2 separate regions of the Homo sapiens genome follow, and region 1 is linked to region 2. A link is a contact called in ENCODE Hi-C or POLR2A ChIA-PET data. All regions are on one chromosome and are shown on one strand. Each heading gives the region's core, a stretch centred on a gene start or an enhancer-like site at or near the end of the contact. The rest is flanking DNA. Distances are from core to core; before and after follow the strand shown.

What was found. Hi-C counts contacts between places; a loop is a spot of excess contacts on that map. ChIA-PET counts read pairs that join two places held with the same protein, here RNA polymerase II (POLR2A). Pooled maps may share reads with other maps.
Region 1: a map of B cell shows a loop between it and region 2 (10-fold over the local background). The contact joins the enhancer-like site here to the promoter of YPEL1 in region 2. A Hi-C loop is called at or near these places in 1 of 168 maps with a recorded cell type or tissue (B cell) and 4 of 50 pooled maps. POLR2A ChIA-PET finds 5 or more read pairs at or near these places in 1 of 52 experiments (H1).

What each region holds. Positions count from the first base shown.
Region 1 is chr22:23,912,630-23,915,594 of GRCh38, forward strand. No RefSeq gene overlaps it. Among named protein-coding and RNA genes, the nearest start is that of MIF-AS1, 15 kb to the left of the region's middle. Within about 2 kb of position 1,427, at least 37 of the 41 ENCODE cell types and tissues checked have a DNase peak (open chromatin) inside an H3K27ac peak, as active enhancers do; they include B cell, where a contact is called at or near this core.
Region 2 is chr22:21,734,508-21,737,617 of GRCh38, forward strand. It overlaps YPEL1 (yippee like 1), which reads right to left and starts at 1,287. Exons shown (of 5, transcript NM_013313.5): 1 at 1,108-1,287. RefSeq lists silencers at 936-985, 1,006-1,855.

The DNA of each region.
Region 1 (2,965 bases), core at 177-2,676, 2.2 Mb after region 2:
GCCAACTCTTTAACCCTCACCTTCCCTTCAAAACCTAACAAAGATGAATGAGGCATGAACATGAAGACAGAGGGTCAAACCCAAAGAGCAGATTCCGTGAGAAGTCTCCCTATTGACAAGGGTTACTAAGGATGGGGTCTTCTCTGGACCCCCTAGTCTTAGACTTAGTCCACCACATCCAGAAGCCCTTGAAATAAGATTGCAGTGCTTCTGGCATAGCCAAAGACATAGACTTCTCTAAAAATCAGTGCCTAGCTCTCCCCAGGCTGGGCCCTAATTTTTAGTCCAAGCTGTATTATTTTGTAAATCTTCCTGCCATTTCATAGACCCTGGTCACAGTGAAACATTCTGCAGGGGTTTGGGCTGTAAGTAACATCCTCCCCAACTGTCTGACTTCTTTATCACATCTTGTTGGGACAAAGGTTTAAGAAATATTTTTATTAACATCCTCTTGGGCAGTAAGTCCTACCATTCCAGACCCCTCATCCAGGCCTATAATGATTCCAGCCTGTAAGTGCTAGTGGGGCTTTGGCATTAAGTTGGTCCCCACCTCTGTAGGTTGTGTTAATAAACCTGTGTTGTAGAGTGGTCAACTCTCTTGTCTTTAACCCTCGTCTTTTTTCAAAAACCTAACACTCATGTGTCCTCTCCCTCACCTTCTCCTGGCATCCCTTGCCACTGTCCCTCTGTCCCTCTTTCCCCTCCTTAACCCAAAGGGAAATCTCTCCCAAAGGTAAAAGTCTCCCAGGGGTTAAGAGGGAGCTTGAGGCACCAGAAAGAGCTATAGTCACAGCCACCTGTGAAAGCCATCTCTGAGGTCCCTTCCTGTCACAACAGCTGGGCTCCTGACTCAGACCAAGACAGCTTTTGTTTCTTTTCCTTTCTAGCCCCCCACTTCCCACCCACCTTTCTGCTTTCTCATATGGGCTCATTATGGTTTATAGGGCTGGGGAACGTTGCCTCTTCTGCCCTCCATTTCTCCCATCTCCCTTCTTTCCCCTCCACTTTTTCTGAGTCCACTTCTCTTCCCTTCTTCTTCCTTCCCTCTGGGACGCTGCACAGTTCCTTCCACCCGGCACGGCCTGGGACTCTAGACTCCCTCTGAAGGCACGGAAGTATTTCCTTCCCTCCCTCCGACCCGATCTTTCTGCCCTTGATTCAAAACAATCTGAGGTCCCTAGGCCCTTCCCTTTCCGCCTCTGCGCTCCCCATGGGGTCCGGTGTAGTTTTCCCGCCCCTTCCCTGCAGCTCCCGAGACCACCCGGACACAACGGAGCCATCCAGCGCCCTCAGAGGCCCTGGGCACACGGGCAGATGGTCACCGCCTCCTAAGGGAGCAGCGCGCGCCCGTTGCTCGCTGCCCGTTGGTTGTTGCTGGTAGCTCCGGAGGGCGGGGTTGGCGAGGAAAGTGAGTCCGTATGTCCCCAGCATGCTCCGCGCGGGGGCGGGGCTCTAAGGGGGCAGGCGAAGGCGGAACTGGCGTGGTCAAACCAACCTATCAGCCTCCAGCATGCTCCGTGTGGGAGCGGGGTTCCCGGGGGCGGGGCTTGGTTTGTGTGCCCTTCCGGCGTTTCGCCCCTGCGTTCTCTGAGATGCTCCCACGCAGATGTATGGGCCTAATTCGCTAATATCCACTCTATATCCTGTTCCATCCTCTTGTAATGGGCGTTTGGAGTGTTGCCAATTTTTTGCTGTTATAATGATTGTAATAGCATATTAAAAAACTTGAACATAGTTTGATTGTAATAACATTAAATATAGCATCTTAAACATACAGTTTGAGCGTGCCAACCTGATGGGTGTGGAATGTAATATTCATTATAACTTTGATTTTCATTTCCCTACTTTGAGTAAGTTTGAACTTCTCTTTATGTAATTATTGACTACTCTGTTTTCATGTTCTGAGAATTGCCTGTTTGTATTTTATGCCCATTTTTCTATTGGGTTGTGGTTTTTATTGATTGGTAGTTCTTTATAATTTTATGGATACCAGTCTTTTACTAGTTCAGCGCATTAATTGCAAATATTTGCTCCCACTCTGTGGCTTGCTTCCTTTCCACCCCTAATTCCTAGGGTGTCTTTTTGAAGCACAAATCTAAAATTGTAACACAGGCGACTATCAATCTTTTCCTCTATGATTTGAGCATTTTGTGTTTTGCTTAAAAACTCAGCCCTTGTCCCAAGGTCATAGAGATATTCTCCCGTATTTTCTACTGATCCATCCCCCATATTTAGGTCTTTGGTCCATCTGTATTAATGTTTATGTGTAATATGAGATAGGGATCCTACTTTATCTGTATTGTGTTAACCAAAAAATGACTGAGACAGGTGTCTCAATCAATAAAGGTTAATTTAGCCAAAGTTTGAGGACATGCCTGGGAAAAACACAAGTCTCAGTTCCTAATATTAACCGCTTGCATTTAGTAGAAATGACCTTCAAGGTTCTCTGTAGCAGAGATGTGGTTGAAAAAGGAAAGGAAGACATAGGGTTTGTAGATGGCCATAGCTTCACGGAAGAGCGAAAGAAGGGCAGGATATGTGGTTCTCTCCCTATGGAAAACCATAGAGGCCAAAAGCTTCCCTGCCCAAACTTCAGCCCCAAAGACTCAGATAATAGCCTTAACCAGAGCCCTGGCATGAAGAAAGGACAAGGCCTTGACTGTTTATACAGACTTGAGATATGTGCTCACTGTGATCCATGCCCATGGTGCAATCGGGTACGAAAGGGGACTTCTGAATGCCAATAACAAATAAATCAAATATGAAACATAAATATTGGCACTACTGCACAGTGGAAATGACTAGACAGATTGTGGGGGTCATCTAATGGGGGACTTTGAACTAATGAAGGGGAGCAACCTGGCACACACAGGGAGGGAAAGTCCCTGCTTCCTTCAGTACCTCTTTATGAATATAAACCAATAAACCAAGACACTCCCCTGGGGAATTACAGGAAGCCATGCGA
Region 2 (3,110 bases), core at 37-2,536:
TATATAAATGCTCAATATGGGCCCAACCCGTAGGGGTTCCCACAAGTAGATGAGACTCTACCCTGTAGGGCCCAAGAGGAAACACCATGAAGGTCCTGGAGATCCTCTTATTCCTCAAACATGCCACTACCATTGCCTCGCAAGAGCCCTGAGGGGGACCAGTGCATGATTGTAAGACAAAATGACATCAGGATTAAGCACAGCTCCTGGCACCTGGCAGGGGCTCAGCAAACATTTGTCACATCTATAGCTTGCTCAGGTGAGGTGCCTGGAAAGTCTCCCCAGTGGTGGTAAACCTAGTCTTGGGACCTGAGTAGGGAATTAGGAGTGTCAGGGGCTGGTGGGTGGGAAGAATAACATTCTTAGCAAAGGAAACATCAGGTTAAGGTGGGTATGTTTTAGATAGAGGAAGAAGAAATGCAACGGAACAGAAAAAGCGTGGGGCGGGGAAATTGATGTCTTCCATGTTCATTATCTGCCTAAAATAGAATCTCAGCCTTTTTTCCATCCTTAGAATTCAGCACATAATTTGGACATCAAAGATGTCAATCAGAGCCAAGCATGGGGGAGGCGGACCCTGTTTAGATCTCTGAAGCTCAGGCTTTTGCAATCTCTGTTAACGAAACCTATGCCACAAGTGGTAAATACCGAGGACGCTCCATTTTAGTCATGATCTTTATGTGGCTACTTGAAAAGCTTTTCCGCCTTTCTGATAAACATTCCTAGGAGACCTCTTTTGCCCTCATTTCCTTGCCCAGTTGAGGCTGTATTTTTTAAGGAAGGAAAATCCAAAAATCAGGGATCTTGTCCATTTTCCCTATCTTTTCACGGCGGGGCGGGAGAAGAGGGACAGCGGGGGAGGTGGAGAGAAGAAACGGCGGGGGAATCAAAGATTAGGCGTTGTTGTCTGTGCCAAAACGGAGTGAGCCCAATATCAACAAATCAAAATCCAAAACGGAACAAAAAAGTCACAGGCCCGCCCTGCTCGCGCCCCCGCCCGCCCGGACGCCCAACAGGTGCTTCCCGGGCCCGCCCGCAGCCACAGTATCCTTGGGTGGCCACAAAGTAACCGCCCGCGCAGCTGCAGCCAGGCCCGCCCGTACTCACGGCCGCTCCGCGGTCCGCGCCCCGGCCCGCAGCGCCCATCCGGCCCGGGCCCCGGTCAGCGCGGGCTCGGCTCTCAGGCGTTCCCGGCGCGGCCCGGGACGCGCTGAGGCCGTTAACGCCTAGGCAGGGCGCGAGGCATCCTCCCGCCGCCGCCCCGCGGGCCGCCTGCCCTTTGTTTTGGAGCCGTAGCCCGGCCCAGACGCCGTTAACAGCCTTGGAGCGCGGCGCCGGCCAATCAGCGCGCCATGTCGCCAGCGCCCCGCCCCCATCCTGCCTCCGTTCCGCCCCGCGTCCCGCCTGCCCCGCGCGCCCCCGCCCCGCGCGCTCCGGGCCAAGGAGCTCCGCCAGCTCGCACCCGGCCGGGACGGGCAGGAGCCCACGTGCCGCGGGGCGCGCCGCACTCCCATTGGCTGACCCGCCGGGCGCGGCCTCGGAGCCAGCCTGTAAGGGCCGAGGGACACGGGGGCGGGGCCGCGCGGGGCGGGGCGAGAGCAGGGGCGGGTTCCGCGAGGAGCGCCGCGCTCGGACGCAGGCTGGCTGGGCAGGGACACTCGGCCGGCGGGGCTGGCGGTGGTGGTCACTCGTTCCTCCGGCTCGCGGGGATGGGCCGAGGGCGTGCAGGGCCCGCAGCTCCAGAGGCTGAGGCGAGCTTGCGCGCAGCCTCCTCGTCCAGCGCCGTGCACGTACCGCCCGTCCGCGCGGTCGGCCGCGTTGTAGGGGACGGACGTGGAGGCCGAGGCGAGCTTGTGTGCGCCTGACCAGGGCCCGCCTTGGCCGGACCCCTCCGCGGCCGGGTCCCCAGAATGCGGTCGTCCGTGCTGTCCCGTCCCCACCACCCTCTCTGAACCCAAGGACCTAACCCCCTAGGACCCCCTCGCCACGGAGGACCCCCCGGGTCTGCGTCTGGCCCCTCGCTCTGCTCCAGGACTGCCGCGTCAGACCCTACAGAAAGCCCCTTCCTCTGGGTAGTGCTCCCGACGCCCCGGCAGCCTGCGCCACCCCCACGCCTCTAATGTCACTGTTTTCTTGGTTCCGTATCCCTTCTTTAAAAAAATATATATTATTTGAAAATAGATATGTATTATTTGAATATATATATTTGAAGGCTGGGTGTGGTGGCTCACGCCTGTAATTCCAGTACTTTGGGAGGCCGAGGCAGGAGGATCATTTGAGCCCAGGAGTTCAAGAGCAGCCTGGGCAACATAGTGAGACACTGTACCAAAAAAAAAAAAAGAAAGAAATTAGGCATGGTGGTGCACACCTGTAGTCCCAGCTACCTGTGAGGCTGAGGCGGGAGGATCACTTGAGCCCAGGAGGTCGAGGCCTCAGTGAGCCATGATCGCGCTACTGCACTCCAGACTGGGTGACAGAGCGAGACCCTTCCTCTTGAACAAAAAAAAAAAAAAAGAAAAGAAAAAAACCAAGAAAACAACAAAACCTCTATTGAGGTCACAATGTATATAACATTGTTATCAGCGTCCTCTGGACGTATTCTCTTGTTTTCTGCAACCCACTGTGTATGTAAAGATCTCTTCAAGTCGCTAAATGTACACCTGACTCATAACTTAGATTGTGGCTGGATGTTGCCTTTTTTTTTTTTTTTTTTTTTTTCCTTGAGACAGGAGTCTCGCTGTGTCGCCCAGGCTGGAGTGCAGTGGTGTGAGCTTGGCTCACTGCAACCTCCTCCTCCTGGGCTCAAGCGATTCTCCTGCCTCAGCCTCCCCAGTAGCTGAGACTACAGTTGCCCGCCACTAGGCCCGGCTAATTTTTGTATTTTTAGTAGAGACGGGGTTTCACCATATTGGCCAGGCTGGTCTCGAATTCCTGACCTCAAGTGATCCGCCTGCCTCGGCCTCCCAAAGTGCTGGGATTACAGGCATGAGCCCACGCGCCCGGCCCCATTTAACTATTTTAAAGTGTACAGTTCACTGGTATTAAATACATTCATAATGTTGTGCAACCATCATCATCATCCCTCTCCAGAACTCATCTTGCCTAAGTAA